2 separate regions of the Mus musculus genome follow, and region 1 is linked to region 2. The links are chromatin loops, found by intact Hi-C in ENCODE. Cell type or tissue: gastrocnemius. All regions are shown on one strand. Links, peaks and the distances in the headings refer to the core of each region. The heading gives the core; the rest is flanking DNA.

Evidence for each region. Peaks named below come from ENCODE experiments on the same cell type or tissue, not always from the same donor. Only the 100,000 strongest peaks of a DNase experiment are listed, where the experiment ranks them.
Region 1: it touches region 2 in a loop (9-fold over the local background); 13 of 42 quality-filtered maps call a loop at or near these places.

What each region holds. Positions count from the first base shown.
Region 1 is chr19:8,131,902-8,140,237 of GRCm38, reverse strand. It overlaps Slc22a28 (solute carrier family 22, member 28), which reads left to right and starts at 8,256. Exons shown (of 10, transcript NM_001013820.3): 1 at 8,256-8,336. In gastrocnemius, for the core only: no CTCF peak of the experiment used is centred there; a DNase peak (open chromatin) is centred at 4,556.
Region 2 is chr19:8,413,043-8,421,378 of GRCm38, reverse strand. No RefSeq gene overlaps it. Among named protein-coding and RNA genes, the nearest start is that of Slc22a30, 12 kb to the right of the region's middle. In gastrocnemius, for the core only: no CTCF peak of the experiment used is centred there; no DNase peak of the experiment used is centred there.

The DNA of each region.
Region 1 (8,336 bases), core at 132-8,131, 280 kb after region 2:
AGGCAGAATCAATCTGTGACTTAATAAAGCTGGTTATTCGATTGAAGGCCCATGGACCAAAGGAGACAAGGAGGAGTAGTCCCAACACAGGTCCCAAGAAGGGGAGGAGAAAAGGCAAAGCCCCATTCCAAAAACTCCACATGGGGTTATCAAAAAGCTCTTTAAGTCTCTTCTGTAACTCCTCTTGATGTTTTCTAATTCTATCTCTAACTATGCCAGGTTTATTTGTATAAAAACAGCATTTTTCTTGCAGGGCCAGGCAAATACCTCCCTTATCTGCAGTCAAAAGATCAAGCCCTCTTCTGTTTTGGAGAACAACTTCAGCAAGGGAGTCTAACTGATCCTGAATATCTTTTTATAGACTCACATATCATATTAACTTCAGAGATCAACTGTAAGGAAAGCTTCTTGTATGAGTCTATGGCTACCCCTAACCCCGTAGTTCCCGATGCAAGAGCGCTAGTTATGCTGAGCCCCACCAGTAGGGGAATGAATTGGAGTGCCCTTTTATGTTGAGGGACAAAAGTGTCAAAGCTAGGAAGGAGAACGGGTTCATCACCAGGGAGAATATGGATATCGGGGACGAGCAGGGCAGGGGCACAGAGTCCCGTTCAATTTATGGGCAGAAAGGGATAAGCCATATTATCTCCACAAATGAAAACTCTGCCAGGGGGCAGAAACCAGCCTGGGAGGAATTAACTATAGTAGAGCAATAGGTAAAGTAGGCAATACCAAGATCAACATCAAAGGAATTATTTGGCATAGGGTCCCCAAAACAAAAAGAGGTATTAAACTCAGTAGGCTGAACCTTTAAAGGTTTTGTAAAACTGCAATTATGTAAGGTAGGGGAAGGCGGATCAGAGGTGTTGAGCAATGGAAAGGCCAAAGGCCACGTCACCCCCAAGCCCAAACATAACCAGCAATCCTCAGTGAGCATAGGATTGGTGGAATTCAGTACTTTGTGAGTAGCTTCAATAATATCCATGGTCTGTGGGTTCAAATCTACCCCTTTTGGCACTATCTTGAGCAAAGGGTTGTATTCTAGCTTGGGGAACAAATTCTCTACCTGATGTTGAATGATCAACTGAACCCTTTCTTCTCTAACCATGTCTGTCGGACCTCTGCCATCTGAGACATGAATAGGAGCACCACAGGGCCAGCAGGCTTGTTCACCCACTGGGGCTAGGCAGAAGGAGCCTGCATATTTATTGGACTTATAGCCAATGACACAGACATCGGAGTTCCAATTTCCCCCAGAAGGAGCCTGTGGAATATTTATAGAAAATGGCAGTAAAATACTTGAGGCCATTATGAAAGCATGTTGTGACCCGCTTGTAATAACCAGAATGCATTTGTAAAACAAAATTACATTTGGCGGGGCAGGTGCCATTTGGTCCCACAGGTTTGGGCTTTGGTTTATCACTGCAGCCCCACCATTCTTGTGCGCCACCCATATGTGAAGCACTCCACTGCAGAGTAGCGATCTGGTTGCCACAGTCCACCATAAATGAGGATCCACTAGAGAGTGTCAAGGGCCCATTATGATTGCCCCTACATGACTGGCAGGGCTTGCCATAAATGCCAGTCAGAAAAGTCAGTCTATCTGTGGGTTGTTCAAATCCATCTCTGACCGCAGCCAGGGAAGCCAAGGTGAATGTAACTATCCAAATCGCCATCTGGAAGATAGAAAAGGGGGAGCTTTCTCAGGGCTTTTCTTCCCTGGATGAGTTATATGGTTTTATTAGGCACTCTGGGAGCCGTCTAGCATTTTGGGCTCCTGAATCATAAATGCAAGCATGTCCTTTGCCCCATATAAGGACCAGATCTGGACCTTGCCATTTTTTGGACAAGGGATCCCTCCACATGGCTTGTGCATAATTGTTGGCAGTTGAAGGGTGCCAAAGGTGATCTTCGGCAGACTTGCCTACAGTGTCATATGTAAGAAAATTTAAGACAAATAGTGCATGATTCAAGAGGGTCTTCAACTTGCCTATTGGGGATATAGAACTCCTCCCCCAGACTGTAATTTAAAGAGCATATTTTTAAGGGTTTGATGAGTCCTTTCTACAATGCCTTGCCCTGGGGGTTATAGGGAATGCCAGTAATATGCTTGATACCCATTTGAGCACAAAACTGTTTAAAGCTGGAACTAGCATATCCCAGGCCATTATCTGCCTTGAGGATCTTGGCTTGTGGTGTAACCACCAAGCAGGAGAGAACATGACTGATAACATGTTTAGTGGCCTCCCCCATCTGTAAAGATGTACAGATAAAATCACTAAAAGTATCAACAGAGCCATGAATATATTTTAACTTTCCAAAGGGAGCATAGTGCGTAACATCCATCTGCCACAACTCAGCAGGAATTAGCATGTGGGGGTTGACTCCCACATGTGGCTTAGGCAAAAGGGTCAGGCAGCCCTTACGCTGCCGAACAATTTCTTGTGCCTGTTCGCCGGTGATGGAAAATTTAAGTCTCAAGGTATGGGCATTAAGATTGTGTAAATCATGGGCCTTTTGAGCGGCGGCAAGAGGAGTGGTAGACAAGGCAGAAGCCACTACCTGGGTAGCCTGATCAACTATATCGTTGCCTTCAGACAATGGCCCAAGCAGGCCTGAATGAGTACGAATATGGCCAACAAAAAAAGGAAAATTGCGGGCAAGGATAAGTTTTGGAAGTTTAGAAAACAACAGGGAAGCATTGGTTGAGGGGCGAATATTTGGAACAGGTTCTAGAAGAGGAACAGAGGTGGCCACATAAGCGCTATCTGTATACAAATTAAAAGGAGTTTCAGGAAAGAGTTCAAACACCCTAACAATGGCTGCCAGTTCAACAAGTTGCACCGAGGAAAAGTCTGTCATAAAACACGAGACCTCTCCACCAATGCTGAAGGCAGCCACACCTGAGGAGGACCCATCAGTAAAAGCTACCACAGCCCCAGCAATCCCACCTGGCTTTGTTCTCTTTGGGAAAACCACAGGTATCCTATGTAGGAATTGAACTAGTTTATCAGCAGGATAATAGTTATCAATCACACCTTGGGCCCCACAAGAAGAATGTTGTCTATATAATGTATAATATATAAGTCAGGGTAAGACATTCTGAAAGGGTCAATTGTCTGAGCCACATACTTTTGGCAAAGGGTGGGACTATTGGCCATGCCTTGAGGGATAACCCTCTACTGAAAACGGGACGGGGGGCGGGAAGGCCCAACACAATTGACCCATGGGAAGGAAAGCGCTTGCAATCGTCAGGGTGAAGAGGAATGGAAAAGAAGCAATCTTTTAAGTCAATGACTAATTTGACATCTCTCCTGGGAATAGCCACTGGAGAGGGAAGCCCAGGATCAAAAGCCCCCATGGGGAACATGGTCTTATTGACCACTCTAAGATCTTGTAACAATTGCCATTTGTCACTTTGCTTTCATATGACGAATACTGGGGTATTCCAAGGTGATGTGGAAGGCTCGATATGCCGAGCAGCCAACTGTTCCTGAACTAACTGTATGGCTGCTGACAGCTTTTCGATGGGGAGGGACCATTGGCCAATCTAGACAGGGGAGTCATCTTTCCATGTAATCTTGTCTACCTGGTGTGCAGGGAGAGCAATGGTCCTTAGGAAAAATGGGTATTATAGCCCAAGCCTGCATGATCTACCTTGGGGGTGGCCTCTATCGGTGTAGGCCTCCCTTGGCTGTTTTTACCTAGTCCCTGTCTAGGGAGATAGCCCTGGGAAAGCATTTGATGAGCAATAACTGCATTGGGATTGCACATAAAGACTTTTCATTTGAGAGAGAATATCTCTTTCCCAAGGGTTAACAGGTAGGCCAGGAGCAATGAAGGGCTGAATGGAGCCAGAATTTCCCTCATTATCTTCCCAAGTCAGCAGTTGTGAGCTCTGGAGAGTATTTTTTGATTGTCCAATTTCCTGCAAGTGGGTTAAAGAGGCTTGCAACGGCCAGGGGGTGGGCCAGGCACTCTGTGAGATTACAGTGGAATCAGTGCCTGAGTCTAAGAGGCCCTCAAAGCTCTTGCCATTTATCTTAAGGTGGAGTGTAGGGTGGTTCCTGGTAGTTGACTGGACCCAGTAAAGATCTGATGAGCGTGGCTGTGAGGAGCTACACTGTGCACCTATCACTGGGTGGGAGGTATCTAGAGGCAGAGGCAGGGCTTGAGCTAGGCGTTGCCCTTTGAATATCGATACTGGGCCCAGAGGGGCACTAACTAAAATCTTAATCTCTCCAGTATAATCATTATCTACTAGAGAGGGGTGAACCATAAGTCCCTTTAATGTGGTGGAGGCACACCCCAGAATTAAAAATTAAGTATTAGGTGGAGGAGGTTCAAAGACCCCAGAGGAAAGGATTTGGACGCCATCCTCAGGTGCTAGTATTGAGTTGGCGGGGGCACACAAGTCTAGTCCTGCGCTACTTGGTGTGGCTCTGTAGAGACTAGGGGCTGGTTTGGCTTCTGGCTGTTCCCCGTGGCAGGAAGAAACGAGATGGATTGGGGCCCTGGGGCTGGCTCCACCATCTGTTTTCCTGAAGGGGAGGCAGAGGATTTCCAGACATGTCTGTTTTAGATTTACAGGCACTAGCCCAATGTTTGCCCTTCTGGCACCGTGGGCAAGGGGTGTTGGGCGGTACAAGGTGGGCAGTGGCAGACCCTCCCCCCCCAAGGCTGGGGGACATTAACAAGAGGAGATAACAAGGGACAATGGCGGGCAAAATGCCCAGGCTGGCCACATTTAAAACAGCTTTTCTGTGGGCCAGTCTGTTGAAGAGCCACACCAACAGCCATGACAGGCTTAAGTGCTGCGCCCATCACAAGTTAGACTGTTTGAGACATCCTATGAGTAAAGGTATCCACATCAAGGCAGAGAAGAATTATTTCATTGAGGTCTCTGTCCCTAATTTTACTGCGCAAGACAGCCTGACAGGCTGAATTAGCATTCTCATAAGCCAATTGTTTAATAAGCTTATTTTCCACATCCTCATCTCCTAGAGTCCGCTCTGCAGCCTCAAGTAGACGACTCACAAATTCACTATAGACTTCTTGGGCCCCTTGAATAACTTTAGTTAGGGGAGTGATAACTGAGCCTTTTGCTGGTACTGCTCGCCAAGCACTAAGCGCTGCGTTGGCAGTTTGAGCCAGGAGATCAACAGGGAGGTGTTGCTGCTGTGCCTCTGCTGCATATTTACCTTGACCACTAAGTTTCTCGAAGGTCCAGGCAGTGCAGGGTGGACGAGGGGACCTCTGGTTACTGCAATAGACTGACAATGATCAAGGAAGTCAGCTTTTCACAACAGGAATTGCCCGTGGGTCAAAACAGATTGAACTACCTTAATCCATTCACCAGGAAGCATGAGCACAGAAAGAGTGTAAGGAGCATTTGGCCCATATGTTTGTACTGCAGTATTAAGCTCCCTCAGATCTTTAAAGTGCAGCCAGCTGGGCAGGAGCAGGCACTTGATCCTCAGCCTCGATTTCTGTTTCACTATCTCCCCCACTGGCAGCTCCGCCCTCGCTACCAGACTTGGAGAGGTCATCATTAGGAGGTGCAGCTGTGTTAACTGAGGGTACAATTTCTGTGGAGGCAGATTCGGCTTGGGCGGTTGAAGGGGAGTCCTCTGAAGTGGAAGTGGGCGGGTTATAGCTGGTGGCTCCTGTGGAGCGGGCAATTACAGGGAAAGCCAGCATTTTAGATTTTACACCCTCCCTGAGGATTTTTTCTTTTTTGTGCAGCCCGAGGCTGCGGCTGGGGCACGGGCAAGGATTGTTTCCTTAAGGGATGCCTGTAAAAAGGTGGGTGTACTGTTTCTGGAGCTGTAAAACTTCTTGTAACCCTGCAACTTGAGATGCAAGTTTGTCCCTGGCATCTATGAGAGTGGGGATGGGCAATGTTGGAGACCAGGGGGTGGGTGCGCAGATTGGCAGAAGGTAGGGAGGGATCCTGTATGGAGGGGCTGAAGCATGAGGCTTACTAGGACAAAGGACCTCTTCTTCCAAAGTGTCTGCGTCCGTAGGAACCAGAGGCCCCTCAGCCAAGGGTTTTTTTTAAAGACTGGATTGATCAGTGGCATTTCTATAGGAGACGGATCCACTGGGAGAGGAGTCTAAAGAGAAGCCTAAGGGGCTTCAGGCATGTCTGTATTTACTGAAGTGGGTTTCTTGTTGGGGAGGGAGCTCACTGAAGCCTCCCCAAACAAGGGGCAGAGACAGTATTCTACAACCAACAAAAGCTGCTGTTTCTGAGGATCATCAACCGCACTTTCTACTACGTCACGAATAAGTCCCCAGTAAGTGAAAATATTTGCAGGAACAGCATTGGGGTCCTGCCTGGTCAATATATCATTTAATGCTCGACCTAACCTTTGCCATTTTTTACGATGTATCTCTGCCCCGTCAATTATAAACCAGGGGCAAGCTTGATCTATAAAAATAAAAAAGTTTATCAAATCTTTTTTCTTAACTCAAACTCCCCTTTTCTTGAGTGAAGCTTTCAGGACTCTGATGAAGACTGCTTCCTTTGACAGTTTAGTTCCCATTTCTTAATGGAGAGGAATTACTCACCGAGGACAGCTTCTCCTATGAGTGGTAGGAGCGTTCCTCAAACAGCTTATTCTTCTAGTTGCAACGAAAATCTCTTGGAGCTAATCTCCTGGGTCCTTGCCAGGCAAAGCTCCATGCCTTGAACCCCACGTTCTAGGCGCCATCTGTCCCATTCAGTAGGACTTAGTTATTCCGTGGGTGGAGGAGGATGAGGCCTGCCAGAGAAACAGGTGGAGAAAGGGAAGCAAGACCAAGCAGAGAGTTGTCAAGGTCTGTTCAATGGAGGCTAAGAGCCTGGTTATAAGCACACAATGAGAAAAATAGGGAGGGGTGAGGGGGTATAGTAAAATACAGAGAAAGGGATGGACATCTGGGGCAGATGCTGATTGCAGGCTTCAAACATCTTGCAGCTTATCTTGGAATGTTGGCCCTAAAACGGTCCTGGGCAGCCTTCAAACATTCTGCAGCTTATCTTGGAGTGTCAGCCCTAACTAAAAAGTCCCAGGCAGCCATCAAACATCTTGTAGCTATTTTGGAGTAAACTGTCCCAGGCACCAAATGGAGACATGGAGGAGGAGGTGAAGCTGGCTTTATCTAAGCAGTTCTAGGCGCCAAGTGGATACATGAAGGACGGAGTGAAGCTGGCAGTTTCAGGTGCCAGGTGGAGACAATGAAGGAGGGGGTGACATAATTCCCATCAAAGGGTCAGCCTGATCTTCAGGGTGAGAGTTGTTGTGGGTCTAGTTTCCCAGTTTGGTCTCTCACACAGCTGGATCTCCTGGAGGCATTTCCCCAAATGAAAGTCCTTTCTCTGTGAACTCCAGCCTGTGTCAAGTTGACACAAAACTAGCCAGTACAATGTCACAGCATGAGTGTCTTTGAAGCTTAAATAGGAGGAGATAATATGCTCGACTTACAACATTGAACCATTTTTCTAGTCCAAAGTGCCCAAAATTTCAATATTTCTCCAAAAATTTGGATAGTCAGGCCTGTCACAGAAACATACCACACTTTGCTACCAACTTTTGGCGTAGTTAATTTTCTATCTCTGTGAGGAGAAACCATAAGAAAGAAAACTTAGAAAACAAAATACTTAATTTAGAGCTTGCTTACAGTGTCAGAGTGTGAGTGTCAGAGCTTGAGTCCATCATGTTCATCATAGAAAGGAGCCTGGCAACAGTCTGGCAGGCAAAGTGCTGGAGCAGTAGTTAAGTGCTTACATCCTTATCTGCAAGACAGTGGCAAAGAGTGAAAAGCTCATTAGGAATATAATCTTCCAATCCTCCCCAAGTGATGAATGTCCTGCACCAAGGTCACAAATTTTAATCTCTTCAAGCAATTCAATCTACTGAGAACCAAGCATTCAACATATGAGCCCGGAGGGAGCATTCTTATTTGAAACAGCATGTGAACCATGCTTCATCTTAAGTAATTTAGCTTCGATTCTTCTTTTTAACTCTTAAAACAAAATTTAATATTAAACACAACACTTTGAGTAAAAACTAAAATGGTTCACTTTGACATCTTTTAAGTTGCACATTCTGTAGTGCATAAATGTAATAGGTTAACTCTTTTATTAATTTTTTAAGATTTGCAGATCAAGGTCCATATTTGACCATGGGAATCGTGTAAGCAAAATTCCATTAAAAGTAAAATTTTAACAAATTCTGTTGCAGAAATAAAACATTAGTAGAATGCTTGGTAACTTTAAAAGAAGAAGCTCCATGCATGACACTTAACCCATTAGAGAGTAAGGTTTCTATGCCTGCAGTGGAGAAGCGATG
Region 2 (8,336 bases), core at 27-8,026:
AGAGATGGAAGAGAGAATCTCAGGTGCAGAAGATTCCATAGAGAACATCGGCACAACAATCAAAGAAAATACAAAATGCAAAAAGATCCTAACTCAAAACATCCAGGAAATCCAGCACACAATGAGAAGAAAACCTACGGATAATAGGAGTAGATGAGAATGAAGATTTTCAACACAAAGGACCACCAAATATCTTCAACAAAATTATAGAAGAAAACTTCCCAAACCTAAAGAAAGAGATGCCCATGAACATACAAGAAGCCTACAGAACTTCAAATAGACTGGACCAGGAAAGAAATTCCTCCCGACACATAATAATCAGAACAACAAATGCCCTAAATAAAGATAGAATATTAAAAGCAGTAAGGGAAAAAGGTCAAGTAACATATAAAGGCAGGCCTATCAGAATTACACCAGACTTTTCACCAGAGACTATGAAAGCCAGAAGATCCTGGACAGATGTTATACAGACCCTAAGAGAACACCATTTTCGTCCAGAATTAAAAATTTAAAGTAAAGAGGGCTAAAGATAATTGTTCTTTGGGTGGCGGGCCATCGGCGATTCCCCCTTTTTGTTTTTGTAATAGTTCTTTTAAGGTTTGATGTGCTCTTTCCACCATGCCTTGGCCCTGTAGATTGTAGGGAAGGCCAGTAGAGTGACTAACCTGCATTATTTTGCAAAAGTTTTGGGATGATTTTAATGTATATGCGGGGCCATTATCAGTTTTTAAACTATCTAGCCTTCCCCAAGATGCCCAGGCTTCTAGGCAATGGCCAATCACATTGTGGGATTTCTCACCAGACATGGGGGAGGCAAAAATGACACCTGAACAGGTGTCAATTGAAACATGAACATATTTTAATCTTCCAAATGCTGAGACATGAGTAACATCCATTTGCCACAGTTTTAGAGGAAGCAATCCACGAGGGTTAATACCAACATGAGGAGGGTGGTGAAATTGTACACACTGTGGGCATTGTAACACCACATCTCGTGCTGAGGTTCGAGAGATATCAAATTTCTGCTGAAGTGTGGCAGCAGGAACATGATACAATCGATGAAAATCTTTTGCAAGCTCCAGTGGGGTGGCGTGAAAAATAAATTCCATGTGAGTGCTAGCGTCCACTAAGGCATTTCTTTTAGCCATAGGGCCTGGCAATGTAGAGTGAGCTCGAATATGTTGAATAAAGAATTTATGTGTTCTTTTCCAAATCAATTTTTGTAACTCTAATAAGATGGTGCACAGAGGGCTGGTAGGTCTAATGGGTCCTGCAATTTCTAATGCACGCACTGCATTTACTACATAAGCCGAATCAGAGACTAGATTAAAAGATTCCTTAAAAGCTTTGAATACTTCCAACACAATTTTACATTCAGTAAGTTGTAGGGTGCCAGGATTGTATTGAAAAAAGAACGGGTTTTTGAGAATTAACTACATAGGCACCAACACCTGTTTTAGAACCATCTGTATAAATATCCAATGCACCCGATATGGGTTTAGATGCTGTGACTTTGGGGAAAATCACTGGATGTTCACTAAAAAATTGTAGCAAAGGATCTTTGGGATAATGATTATCTAATTCCCCATCAAAATTACAGCGCAATAGGGCCCAATCATCTATCAAAGAACTTAGGATCTGTATTTGATTAGCATTATAAGGTGTAATGATTTTCTGAGGGGGTGCTCCAAAATGTTGAATACACGATTTAATGCCCAAAATTGCTAATTGAGCTACAGCAATGGGATAATATTCAAGGGTTTTATTGGGAGACTCATGAGGATAAATCCACAATAGAGGACCTGACTGCCACAACACTCCTGTTGGTTGGCGGAATGTCTTCAAAATGCATAAGAGGATGTCCTCTTCTTCTTTTCATCTATACAGCTTGGCCTTTTCTAAACACCTTTCTACCTTTTTTAATGCTACTCAGGTCTCAGGGGTGAGAGCACGAGGTGACGAAAGCTGTGGATCGCCCTTCAATATATCAAAAAGAGGGATTAATTCAAAATTTGATAGCCTCATATATGGACGAATCCAATTTATATCTCCCAACAACTTCTAGAAATCATTCAATGTTTTCAAATGATCTTTACGTAATTCTATCTTTTGAGGTGTAATAAAATGTGGAGTAATTCGAGCACCCAAGAACTCTCCTAAATTTCCCATCTGAACTTTGTCAGGTGCTACAAACAATCGTTTCTTTTCTAATTTCTTTTCTTTTCTTTTCTTTTCTTTTCTTTTCTTTTCTTTTCTTTTCTTTTCTTTTCTTTTCTTCTTTTCTTTTCTTTCCTTTTCTTTTCGTCCTTTTGTTGACTGATACTCCCTTTTTCATTGGGTTGGCTCTATATGGCCAATCCGGATCATACCTATCCCTCTCATATTGAGCTGCCTCTTCTTCTAGGTCAGCTTCATCATCTTTACTAAGCTCCGAGTCACTGGAGTCAGAACTTGCTGAACTTATTGTTAAGTCTTTTAATGAGGGATATCTTTTTGCTATTTCCTTTCCTTTCTCATTATTTCCTTTTCCTTTTGAATTTGCCTTTTCTCCCTTTTCTTTTTCTCTCTCTTTTTCACCCCTTTTCTTTCTTTTGGTTATGTGTTTCCTATCTTCCTCTTACATACTTTCTTGCTGTTCCGTGAGAATTTTCTGACCAGCCTTAACTGCTTCTATCATACAAAAGCAGAGGCCAGAAATTACAAAAAAATGAAACAAAAACACTAAGAGCTACCCACACTAGGTCTACGGGCGAGAAAAACATATCCCTCCTTTTAACCAGGGATCAATTTGGGAGACTTACCGGTACTGCCCTTCCTCACCTGAAGAGTTCTGAATCCACGAGATCCTCGGGTCCCTGTGCCGGCCACCAACTTGTTGCGCTCACCTCGTCCAGCAAGAAAAAACGCAACACGGTCGGTTCTTCTCAACAGCCTTTTTTTATTTCAGGAACACCTCGATGCTACGGGAACTCCGGAAACCCAGGGAGGACTGCTTATATACACCCCAGCACTGGGGAAATCTATGTGTCCTCCTGGGATTGGTCAGTCTGCCGGCACTTTAATTTGTATGCACCCGCTCGGGAGGGGTTGGCACCAGATTCGGGGTAGTGCCTGCACACTGGTGTTGTTTACAGCGATGGTGTACCGGAGGCCGGTGCCATCTTTAAGGCGCCCGGCTGCCTACACCTGACTAATACAGAAGCTGATGCTCCCAGTCATCCATTAGATGGAATACAGGGTCCCCAGTGAAGGAGCTAGAGAAAGTACCCAAGGAGCTGAAGGGGTTTGCAGCCCCATAGGAGGAACAACAATATGAAATAACCAGTAACCCCAGAGCTCCCTGGGACTAAACCACCAATCAAAGAAAACACACAGAGAGACTCATGGCTCTAGCTGCACATGTAGCTGAGGATGGCCTAGTCGGCCATCAATGGGAGGACAGACCTTTTGTCCTATGATGGCTCTATACCCCAGTATAGGGGAATGCCTGGGCCAGGAAGTGGGAGAGGTTGGGTTGGGGAGCAGGGAGGAGCGGGAGAGAACAAGGGATTTTCAGAGTAGAAACTAGGAAAGGGTATAACATTTGAAATGGAAATAAAGAAAATATATAATTAAATAACAAAAAAGAAACACACACACACACACACACACACACACACACACACACACACACACACACAAAGTAAAAACAGCTCCATGCCAAATTGGTGCTTCCCCTCTCCCTAGCCCCTTTCTCCCAAAGCAAGCAAAGCTTCACTAAGCAGGACCCCTGCCAAGAAATTGGAGTAAATGCTAAGTTATCCCTTGGCTTTCTCCCTCTGCTCAAAGTGGATAAAATGACAATTAATACTCCACTCATGATGCTGATTGTAATGTAAGAATGTCAGGCATTTCCAGTTAATGCCCACACCACCATGGTTTGACTCCTCTCCCAAAGTCGTATTCCCATTTTAAACAGACATTTGTCCCCCAACCCCGTAGGAGCTCTACAAAAACAGCTCAGACAGCAAGGTATTAGAGCCAGGTGCACCTATGTCAGCTTCAAGCCTGAGACAAAATCACCCGGCCCTCTGACATAAGACCCCATCCTCAGCACAACCCTGATACCTTGAGCCTACCCCTTTCTAGGTCTACATTTCAGGACTTAAACAAAGAGGTACACTCCTCTTACAAAAGTGGCTGTTACCCCCTCCTGTCTACCAGGCAGTGCTGGAACACAGCTAAAAGGCACACTGTGAGGAATGGGGGCTGCTGAGCAAGAGCCAGAGGAGTTCTGATAAACTGGTAAAACTGATATCAATCAAAAGGTTAGGGCTTCACATTTCCTTTGTTTGTCTTCAGTAGCAGAATCGCTGTATCTGATATGAATTCTGGAGTGATGGCACCTAGACTTTGAAAATAGCCTTTGTCAGTGACTGTTATCTGAGATTTTGTGGTGTTGTTCTTTTGTAGGATTTTCAGAGACATGCTCTTTTGAAGGGTTCTCAGAGACATGCCTGACACACCAGGAAGTCTGAGACTTACTTAAAGTTATGGTTCTTTCAAGACAATTCTAGATCAGATGAGAAATTTGGGGACATAGAAATTGACTTGTTAAAGGTGCCTTTTGTGTAACAAAAAAGAGGATCTGCAAAATGTGTTTGGGGTTTAGTCTTTGAAGGTCTGATTCCTCTGCTGCTTGAGGAGGCTAAACTCGTCCTTCAGTGTCGCTTTCTTTGATCAATCAGTGGATTGTCCCCGTAACCCAGAATACAATCTTCTAAACAGACTTAAAGATGCTTATCATTCAGCTAAAAACATCTCTATGTACCTAAAAAAGAATGTTTATGTTTTTAACCCGAAACCATGGCTTTTTTAATAATTGGAAGGCATGGGTCTACTCCAGTTCTCTTACAGACACCTGTTAGCTGCTTTTTCTACAACGTAGATTTCAGTACAGATTATAAAGAGTGGTAATGCCAATATACCTAAAACTTTTGTATATTTTGTAAACTAAAAAAAAGTAATGTTAACACTAGGGAATCCAGGGAGCCATAAGACTTGGATCCACCTCTTACTGATCAAAAGGACCCCAGAAAGTACAGCCTAAGCTTCTCCACAGCTTAAGCTTCTCCACAGTCTAAGATTCTCTACTTGCTTATCTCTCTCTCTCCCTTCCCCCTCCCCATCCACCTCTTGGCTGTTCTCCTGTCCCCAAACTATCAGAATTATAAACTCCAAATTTCCTAAACTTTAACTTCTGGCCCTAGTCAATATCTGTCTCAGCAGATTTCCACTTGACCAACAGTCAGTATCTAGGAATCAGCTGTGGAGTACAAACTGCTTCAAATTGCTTCTAGCTCTGGATTTGCTGAGAGTTGAGGTGAACCAGTGCAGCTGATGTGATTGCTTACCATTTCTTCATCTAGATTAAACTAGATGCTTTTGATAATGCTCAGTTGCCTGATTCTCCTCCCAGCCTTTGACAAACATTCCACCCTTCCTGTGTCCTGGCAATTTCAGCAGAAAGAAGCTACAGAAGAGAGTATATAACCCTTTATCCTTGAAATGCTGGAATGTCACTTCATATGAAAACTCAATGGCATAGGGGACAAAATGGCTTCCTATACTACTTATGGGCACACCAGGAAATGTACCTGTTAAAAGAAACAGACCCAGATCTATTAACATTATATTTACAATCTGAAAACTTGTGGGATGGAGGTTCTTTCCCCAAAGGTAACACTATTCAATTTTGCATCAGGCTTATCTTTAATCTTTTTATATCTTTGAGAACAAGACTTGGCTGCAATATTAGAATATCTGATGCTCTTTTTTATACTCAAACTGCATGTTCTATATCTCTTTTTGCTTGCTTTTTTACTTTTAGATCTTTACAAGAGTGATCACTAGTAATCATTGTTAACATACAGGCAATTCCAGTGGCCTGCTCTCAGGGACCTAGCAAGTTTTTATGCCATCACCTGCCCCTGCCACAAGTGTACCAGGTATATCAGGTGTACCACCTGTGTGCTGCAGATAAAATTACCACTAGCCATTCCAGCTTGATCTCTCTGCATTCCCTCTCTTGGTTCTCTCTGTGTGACTCTCACTGCCCTCATGGCTCTCTCACTGCTGTCTGTCTTTCTGTCTGTCTGTCTGTCTGTCTGTCTGTCTGTTTGTCCACACATCGACTTGTCTGCCTTTATCCCCTCACCATGTCCTCACTCAACTCTTCTCCACCAATAAACCTCTTTCCACAAGATCTGTGGCTTGGTCCACCTTGTCATATCCTGGTTGCATTATATTTCATAACAATTATACAATAGTATCAATGTTAGGCTGTCTTGAAATCTCTATCAATGTAGTTAGTCTAAAAGTTCTGAATTTAGCCTCTGACAGGTTTGTAGGACAAGTGCTGGAGGCAGGAACCTTCTCTGCAAAATATCACAAGAATGGTCACTATCCCAGTTGCTAATATTGTTCTCATTGGTAACTTCTTGAGCTGAGCCTCCATATTCTACATTGATGTTTGTCCTAGTCAGGGTTTCTATTCTTGCACAAACATCATGACCAAGAAGCAAGTTGGGGAGGAAAGGGTTTATTCAGCTTACATTTCCACATTGCTGTTCATCACTAAAGGAAGTCAGGACTGGAACTCAAGCACGTCAAAAAGCAGGAGCTGATGCAGAGGCCATGGAGGGATGTTCTTTACAGGCTTGCTTCCCCTGGCTTGCTCAGCCTACTCTCTTATAGAACCAAGACTACCAGCCCAGAGATGGCACTACCCACAAGGTGACCTCTCCCCTTGATCACTAATTGAGAAAATGCCTTGCAGCTGTGTCCTGTCCAGCAGAACTTAGTTATTCCATGGGTCGAGAAGGACGAGGCCTGCAAGAGAAACGGTCGGAGAAAGGGAAGCAAGACCAAGCAGAGAGTTGTCAAGGTCTGTTTAATGGAGGCTTAAGAGCCTGGTTATAAGCACACAATGAGAGAAAATAGGGCGGGGTCGAGGAGTATAATAAAATACAGAGAAAGGGATGGACATCTGGGGCAGATGCTGATTGCAGGCTTCAAACATCTTGCAGCTTATCTTGGAATGTTGGCCCTAAAACAGTCCCGGGCAGCCTTCAAACATTCTGCAGTTTATCTTGGAGTGTCAGCCCTAACTAAAAAGTTCCAGGCAGCCATCAAACATCTTGTAGCTATTTTGGAGTGCCATAAACTGTCCTAGGCACCAAATGGAGACATGGAGGAGGAGGTGAAGCTTTCTTAACCTAAGCAGTTCTAGGCGCCAAGTGGATACATGAAGGATGAAGTGAAGCTGGCAGTTCCAGGTGCCAGGTGGAGACAATGAAGGAGGGGGTGACATAATTCCCATCAAAGGGTCAGCCTCTTCTTCAGGGTGAGAGTTGTCTTTGGTCTAGTTTCCCACAGTTTGGTCTCTCACATCTCCCCCTTTTTTCTTTATTAAATGTGGGGGATGGCCATGAAAAGAGGGTCAGTCAAGCACCTGTTTTAGGTCTTTATCGTGGCATGCACCCACATCCAGCACCGCAATAACTAGGCCTTTTCAGGTCCTAGGTGGGCAAGGACCCTGTCTTAGGCTAATGCAGGTTGCAACCACTCCTGGCATCACGTCTTATTCCAATGACTTAATCAGGCCACTTGTAGTTGTGATGGGCACCCAGGCAGTGGACCCACAATAATCCCGTCATTGGGTCACCTTGCAGCCAATAGGCGGTGTGTATCTGGCTCGTGGCACCACAAAATTCCGTCATTGATAATTCCACAGCTTATGGCCCTCAGCCAGTATAAGATCTGGAGGTCACCCCATCCATCATTGTCATTTCCACAGCTTATGGAACCAAGAAGGCTCTGTTTCTGCAGCAAGGGTAGAGAACTGAAGCAATGGCTGCCCTCACTGCACTGTTGGAAGACAGGTCTTTGGCTGAGTCTCAGATGTCTAGTTGATGGTAGTGGACTGAAACTGTTTTGTTTAAGGCAGAATCAGTCTGTGACTTAATAAAGCTTAATAAATTCGATCAAAGGTCCAAGGACCAAAGGAGACAAGGAGGATTAGTCCCAACACAGGTCCCAAGAAGGGGAGGAGAAAAGGCAAAGCCCCATTCCAAAAACTCCACATGGGGTTATCAAAAAGCTCTTTAAGTCTCTTCTGTAACTCCTTTTGATGTTTTCTAATTCTATCTCTAACTATGCCAGGTTTATTTGTATAAAAACAGCATTTTTCTTGCAGGGCCAGGCAAATACCTCCCTTATCTGCAGTCAAAAGATCAAGCCCTCTTCTGTTTTGGAGAACAACTTCAGCAAGGGAGTCTACCTGATCCTGAATATTT